Regions from separate parts of the Mus musculus genome. Here region 2 is linked to region 1. Evidence: chromatin loops called from intact Hi-C (ENCODE). Cell type or tissue: heart. All regions are shown on one strand. Each heading gives the region's core, and the rest is flanking DNA. Links, peaks and the distances in the headings are about the cores only.

Region 1 (3,835 bases), core at 832-3,331:
TGTAAGCCTGACAACCTCACTTCGATGGCCAGAGCCCACTCAAGGGTGGAAGGAGAAAAGAGAGCACACAAAGCTGTCTAACCTTCACATGTTTGCCCCAGCATATGACCCACCACCCCATCATGCACTCACATGCACTCGATGCTAAAAACAACTGTGTAGCAGACACTGTCGTCTCTGCAGTATCTGTAAGAATGTTTTCAGCAAGAACCAATCAATGCAAGCCAATCAAGTACTTCAACTTTTACTGAACTGAGTACTAAGTCACTTACTCATCCTACTGACAAAACACTCAGATTACAGGCACTACCCAGGATCTTTACTGGGCCCCAAAAGAAATATCCACAGAATAAGACTACTGAAAACCAGATATTTGTATTTTACACAGAAGTGGCCTCAAAATACACAAGCAGAAAAATCGAGTGCTGCTTGATGTTTACTCTTTTATTTAAAACAAACAAAAAATCCTTTTACAAAAAAATATTAGGAGCACACTTCATTGTCTTTACCTAAAAAAACAGGAGAAAAGACTCTAAATTAGCACTCTTTTTCAAACTGCAAGATGTATCTTGAGTTAAGAAATCATTTTTAGCCGGGCGGTGGTGGCGCACGCCTTTAATCCCAGCACTTGGGAGGCAGAGGCAGGAGGATTTCTGAGTTCGAGGCCCAGCCTGGTCTACAAAGTGAGTTCCAGGACAGTCAGGGCTACACAGGGAAACCCTGTCTCGAAAAAACAAAACAAAACAAAACGAAAGAAAGAAAGAAAGAAAGAAGGAAGGAAATCATTTTTAGACAGAAAGCTATCTGAAATAATGAGAAAAGTTACACAGAAGCCAGAAGAGGATGCTGAATTCCCTGACACTGGAGTTAGAGGTGGGTTTAGCACCATGGCGCCCTTAGGAACTGAGTCCAGGTCCCCTGGAAGAGCAGACAAGTCTCTTAACCACCAAGTCATCTCTCCAGCACCAAGAAGAGAACTTTTAAGCTATTGGAATGCCACAAGTAACAAGGATAGGAATGGTTCCAAGAAGACATGTGCTTGTATATACATGTGATCACAGCATAAAAGTCTTGTGACTGTAGTTCACAGTAAAAAAAAAAAAAAGTCTGAAACACAAACGAATACTCTTCACAAGCCTGCAATACAGAGACAACTCCTCAGCGTATTCACCGCCTTCCAAGAGTGGAGAGTACTTGGTCCTCAATGCGTTCTCTATCTGGCTTTAGGGAATGGCCCGAAAACGCTGCATGAATTTCCCTGGGCAACTCTTCAGCTAATTTAATACCACCCCAATCCGAAGGATTGTTCTAACCACACTGGCTTCTTTCTTACCCTCACACCAGAGAAAACTCTACCCATAGCACTTGGTCACACAATTATTTTTCTTTTTTTAATCTTAGTAAAGCCTCCTCGACCCGGGACTAAGTCAAATGTTGGTGATGACACTCTGGCTACCCTGTTGCCGTTCAGTTCCAGGGACAGGTGTGTAACTTTGTGTACTTGGTTGAAGACTGTCATGCCCACAAGACTCGAGTCCCTGATGCCTAGCATACACACGAAGCTTAATTTTTTTTTTTTAACTTACGATAATATGCACTTTAAATAAAGCCAGGAAGCCGGGTAGGTGACTTACCGGAAGCCACGCAGATCCAGCTCGAGTGAGTCTCGTTCTCTGGTTACAGTTAAAGGGGTGTGGGGGGAAGTTCCTTCGGGAGCCCCAGAGACCCTGACCACGGTGTCCTCAGGGACGGGTTCTCAGGAAGAAAGGCCTCCTCAGACACCAGCTCACAAAGCCAGACTCCGCCAGCGCGATTCTGAGACAAGAAGCGAGGTGGCCCGACCACACACAAGGAAACCGGAGGCCGAAAGGCGCACCGAGGGCCGACACTCACCGTAGCACCTCAAGCTCCGGTTCCGCGGAAACGGGACGGAAGTTCGGCTGCTTTGGTGCCGGATAGGTGCTACGGAAAAAGTAGTCCGGCGGAGCCCCGAGTCTCAGAAGAAATGGCCCGTGCTTCCAGGTTCCTCACGATAAGCACTTCATTTTCTTCTTACTGTTTCGTTTTACTTCCCGAATTATAAATAACGACTTTAATTAAACTATCCACTTTATATCCCCGTCCAGAAACATACTCACCATCCACAGTCCTTTTGGTCTCAAGCAGACACGGGCTGGCCAAAGCATGGTTCAGGTGTTGGCACACAGTAGCCACAGACTGGCTCAGTCATGGTTGGTCCTCTTTAGCCACATTTCCTATGCCGGTCACCATGTCAAAAGTTCCCTATTATCTCCAAGTCCCGGCTTCCAGACACATTCATCCCTAGTTTCAGAACCAAGGCTGTTGCCTGAAGGGAGAACCAGTCCCTTCAAACGCAAACACAGCAGTTCCTCTGGAAATGACCACCCAGTGTTTTCCAGGCCTTACAGAATACAGCAGTCAAGCTATAAATGTGCACTGAGTGAGGAAACCTGACTGTCTTTTTCTTCTCTATTTCCTTAGAACCTAGCACATAGCCCTCATAAATGTACTGTGTATTTAATAACAAATCAAATGATGTGTATAGTAAATGACTATCCATAGGCCTTGCTGTATTAGTCAGGGTTCTCTAGAGTCACAAAACTTATGGGTAGTCTCTATATAGTAAGGGAATTTGTTGATGACTTACAGTCTGTAGTCCAGCTCTCCAACAATGGTGAGCAGCAGCTGTGAATGGAAATCCAAGGATCTAGCAGTTGCTCAGTCCCACAAGGCAAGCAGGTGAACAAGAGAGAGAGAGAATCTTCCTTCTTCCAATGTCCTTATGTAGGTCTCCAGCAGAAAGTGTGTGCCCAGATTAAAGGTGTGTGCCATCACACCTGGATCTGGAACTTGCTTTGTCCCACATGACTTTAAACTCAGAGATCTCCCCTGTCTTAATCTTCTCGGATTCATAACCACTATGCCTCAAGATTTCCATGCCATTATCCAGGTCAGACACTTGCATCTCCCAGCCTCCAGATTAGGGTCACTGTGAGCCTACCAATTCTGGATTGTAGTTCATTCCGGATATAGTCAAGTTGACAACCAGGAAGAGCCAGTACACTAACCTTGTGCTCAGTGGTTCTGTACATCAGAACTCCACCATGAGCCAGAGCTACTGGGAGATACATAGATACTACTTCTAATCTCCTCACTAACCATAGCCAAGATGTGACCCTCCTCTAATCTTGTACTGCCAACTTTCCCGACCTGATTGTAAGCTTGTTTATCTATAAAGGCAGGATTCTCAAAGGCCTTCAGTCTCTTCTTCGGGTGACTTTACCAAGACTGGCTGTAGCTACAATGGCTGACAGAGCAGAAGACAAATAACCTCCAACTTCACTATTGCCCACCTGCCTCTTAAGTGGCCTTCCTACAGCACTGATGGTTGTCAATGGAGAGAAACCATAAAAGCATGCCCAAATTCCTGGAAAAGCCTTGCTATTCCCAGAAAGGACGGGAGTCCCTCTGCCCCCTTTACTGGCTATTGATTGATTGCATCATACCTGCATATCTATAAGCCCGGGTTGGTAAAGGGCTTGATCTGAGTTTAATCTCCCATCTCTGTTCCTATCCCTTGCTGATAGATATGTCCTCCATCTTTTTACTGGTGCTACAATTCTGGGAGAAGAATGACCAAGTATAGGGATAAAGACTTGGCAATTAGGATTCTCAATTTACAAAAGAGGAAACTGAGCTTCACAGAGGCACCACAAACCCCAAGAGTACAAACAAACAAACAAACAAACAAACAAACAAACAAACAAACCATGTGATCTAAAAGCAGCTGGAGTTCTAGCCCCTGTGCTGCTGC
Region 2 (3,835 bases), core at 429-2,928, 290 kb before region 1:
CTCCCAGTTCCAGGGAATCCAGTGCCTTCTTGTCACCTCCATGGACATCTACGTGGTGTAGACACACTCGCACGTAGGCAAAACATTCATACACATAAAACCAAACAAATTATAAAAGAGAGAGCACACTTCTGATGTGTGCTATGACATGGATGGACCTTGAGCACATGCTCCGGGAGAAGAGGCCGGCCATGAAAGCCCACTGTTACACGGTCCCATGTACGAAGGGATGCGCTCAACAGGCTGCTCACTCTACAGAGCTAGCTGTTCAGCAGTTAGTTAGGGAGGGGGAGGGGAGAAGGATTTTAGAATGTTTTAGTTAAAATTTTATTATATATACATATATAAAATATCCTTTGACCAAAGTGCTCTTTTCTCTTATTTTCCTCCTCCCACCAAATCCCTTCTCTCCCCGTCCCTCCCAGGATTTTACTTATTTTATATATATAAACATTCTGCACCACATATGCGGAGTCCTGGGAGGACAGAAGGAGGCGGGTCCTCCGTAACCGGAGCTGGATTGTTGTGAGCCTGTCTGTGCTGGCATCTGAACCCAGGCTCTCGGGAAGAGCAGCAAGTGCTCTTAACCCACTGAGCCATTTCTCCAGCCTCCCCCTCCCCCAGGTCCCCGGGCCTGCTTATTTTAAAAGTGAATTTCTGGGGCTGGAAGAGATAGCCCAGCAATTACGAGCATTTGCTGTAACGCGCTCTCACAGAAGCGGTGGGTTCCACTCCCCACACCCACATGGAGGAACACAACCACCCAAAATCCAGTTCCAGGGGAGTAGATGCTCTCTCTCAACATCCCAGGTGCAGATGAAAATCCACACACATAAAAAATAAAATAAAAAATGTCCCATCTTTTAAGACTGATTATAAAGAAGGATTTGAAATCGGGTAATTTTCCCTCCAAGGCCCGGAGGCGGGTCTGGTAACTGTTCACCAAGTCTTGCCGCCCCTGCCGCAGGCCGTGTGCGTAGTGAGTCATTCCTCCGTTGGTTTTTAGACCTTCTTCCTTGGTCCGGCCTCTGACCTGGTCCAGACTTAATCTCAGAATCCTGACCAATGAAGTGTGGCTCTGGTCCCTGCTTTAACTTCCACTGGGCTGTGTGATCCCAGTAAAGTGTCCTTTCAGAGTCTGAAGCCCTCCTCCTCCCCTGCTCCGTGAAGGAAGGTTTCTGCCTAGATAACTCCTATCAGCTGCCCCTCCAGCAGACAAAGTTCCCGTTCACAAAAGCAAAAGAAATTTACATTTTAATAGCACAAGTTCTAGGCCAAGGCTGGTCCAGGATCTGCATGCTCCTCCCTTCTCTGCCTTTTAACAGCTCCTCAGCAGGCCCAGCCAAAAAACTCTGCCATCTCCCAGGTTTTGTTTCCTCGACTTGGGCCTGAGCCCAGATCTCTGGGCTGGCTAAGCCAGACTTTCGAGGGAAGGGTCTACCTTCAGCCAGGCCACCTGGAGGTGAACCGGGCACTGCTCGGAGGCAGTGTTTACTCAGAGGAGCTCAAGGAGGATGCATTCTGAGGGCAGACATGTAGTCGGCCACCAGGACAGCTGCGAGACCAGCTCAGGGAGGCAGCGCTGGCGGCGGGTGACAAGTTTACTCAAGGTTATCTTCACTTATTCCACTCTGGCTGCCTGCCAGAACCCAGTCTTCATAGTTTCCCTTCCAGAAGAGCACCCCTCCGCATGAACTTTCCCCACCTCTGGGTCCTGCACCCTAGGGTTGTCTGCAGGTTAGACACACACGCACACCAGCGATACCTCAATTTCCCTCCTGCAAGTTGAGCGCTGTTTAAATAACCGACCCGACCCACTGCTCACATCCCGCAAGTTCCCAGAGTTTTACAAACACACATAGCTAAATTTACACACTATACCTAGGACCAACGACTAGACTATCGAAACTAGCCCAACTCCTGCACCCGCCCACCCACGAACTCCAAGTGACCTGCCCACCCACGATCTCTCCGACCCAGGAGCACGCACGTCACCACACCGGCCATCCATCAGTTTTTTATACAACTGGGTTATTGGAGGCACCCCTTGGACACTGCACCCCATCAATCTCCTACACACTCCCACAACACCATCTGCAGCCACTCCCACAGGAACTTTCTGACAACTCGCCCAGCTCCAGATACAATCCCCCGGGCCGCACACTGAGGCTGGAGTTCCCAGCAGTTCACACAAAGCGCGCAGCCTCCCCCGCGGCCCAGACGCAACGGAGCACATGGCTCATGGGGCGCCGACGAATCCGCCGGCGCTCAAGGCACCCTCACTCAACTGTCCCCCACCAGAGTCACGGTGCGAGCAACAGCTCCCCTGTCGGTCCGCCACCCGGCGCTTGGGGGTTGGGGGGGGGGGACGACTTTGCAAGGAAAAAAAAAAAACTCACGTGTCCATTTTGGGACAGGAAAAAGTTTAGTTCCCAGCCCGTTCCCTGGTACTCCGCGCAGGGTGACTCTTGGGGCGCGGGGCCGCCGGAGCGTGCGCGCTCGGCTTTGTGCTCCGAACTCGGCCCGGAGGGGGAGGGGAAAAGAGGGGGCTGGGCTCCAACCTCCGCGCCGCCCCCCCCCCCCAACTCTGCGCCTGGACTCCATGTTGGCCGCCCCCCCTACATCGGGGACGCGCACAGCCCCCGCAAGACGCTCGGCTGCCCTTCGCCTGGTCCCGGGGTCCCGGCGCGCACAAACTTTCTCCGCGTCGCCAGCCCCACGCGCCCCACAGCCTTGGCCCGCCTGGGAGTGACAGATGCCTCGGAGACAGACTTTCCTTTGTTCCAAAGGAAAGGGGAACTCGCGCGGGCTCCCAAGCCCTCTCCGTCGGAGCCCCGCCCGCGGCCCCCACCTCCAGCTGTCACTCGGCGGCCCCCGGTCCCGCTCTGTCGCCGTGCGGGAGGGGGGGGGGCTGCCGGCGGTTAGCAACGTGCACTTTTGAAACCAAACAAACCCGCTCCCCGCGCGCTCACCCCGCTGCAGGGCACCGGCTGCCCTCTCCCAGAGGAGCTTTGGGAGCTTTGGGAGCCGAGCCCTCCCTCAAGGACCCCGAACAGCGCCCCCCCCGCCAACCCCGGCATTCCGCGCCAGCGTTCCGCGGTCCCGACTCACACACACCCCCGGGGCTCACACACCCACTGTCGCACGCGCCGGGACGACGCCCCCTCCCCCGCCCCGTCGCCCCAAGAAACTTTCCAAGTTGTCCGCGCGCCTCCTCCCGCGTCTCCAGCCCCTCGGCGCCCCGCACTCACCTTCCCTGGCGGCTTTCCGGCCCACGCGGCCTCGGTGGGGTGTGGGACCACCCGGCCGGGGCGGGGGGCACCGGGGGAACGCGCCGCGTACCTGCCGGGTCTGACACCCGCCTGACAGCTCGCGGCTGGAAAGCACCTCGCGACCTGACGTCAGATCCCCTCTCCTCCCATCCCGCCTGCCGCACCCTCCCCCACCGCCCCGAGGCAGAAACAAACTTTGTGCAGAGCGTGGCCAGCTACGCCCACCCTCGGGGGCGGGCCCGCAGAGCCAGGGGGCTTCGCCCCGCCCACGCGTCGGAGGGGGCGGGCCCGCGGCACCTCCTTCCTGCGCCCACCCACCTTAGGAATGCCGCATGGCCGGGGCCCGGGGCGGAGCGGTGGGACCAGGGCTCCCGGAGTCAGCTCCAGGGCAGGAAGTGGCCCGCTCCTCCTTTCAGAGAGTGTTTCCGGAGCGCCTACTGTGTGCTCCTCCATGGGGGTGGGGGCACTACCAGGCACAAAGGGTGCCAGTCCCCGTACCTTTGTAAGTTCGCCTCCTCCTCTGGGAGCTTGCCCTTGTGGGGATGGGGAAACTGAGGCTCAGT

What was found. Hi-C counts contacts between places; a loop is a spot of excess contacts. Peaks named below come from ENCODE experiments on the same cell type or tissue, not always from the same donor. Only the 100,000 strongest peaks of a DNase experiment are listed, where the experiment ranks them.
Region 2: it touches region 1 in a loop (2.4-fold over the local background); 5 of 42 quality-filtered maps call a loop at or near these places.

What each region holds. Positions count from the first base shown.
Region 1 is chr2:156,545,683-156,549,517 of GRCm38, reverse strand. Aar2 (AAR2 splicing factor homolog) reads right to left here and starts at 1,942. Exons shown (of 4, transcript NM_026661.4): 1 at 1,635-1,942. In heart, for the core only: no CTCF peak of the experiment used is centred there; a DNase peak (open chromatin) is centred at 1,837; H3K4me3 peaks cover 1,682 bases; H3K27ac peaks cover 1,156 bases.
Region 2 is chr2:156,839,655-156,843,489 of GRCm38, reverse strand. Tgif2 (TGFB-induced factor homeobox 2) reads right to left here and starts at 3,483. Exons shown (of 3, transcript NM_173396.3): 1 at 3,252-3,483. It overlaps LOC115486128, which reads left to right and starts at 2,242. Exons shown (of 5, transcript XM_030252280.1): 1 at 2,242-2,308; 2 at 2,491-3,774. The coding sequence starts at 2,242. In heart, for the core only: CTCF peaks have their summits at 1,488 and 2,323; DNase peaks (open chromatin) are centred at 1,339, 1,529, 1,999 and 2,839; H3K4me3 peaks cover 2,500 bases; H3K27ac peaks cover 2,464 bases.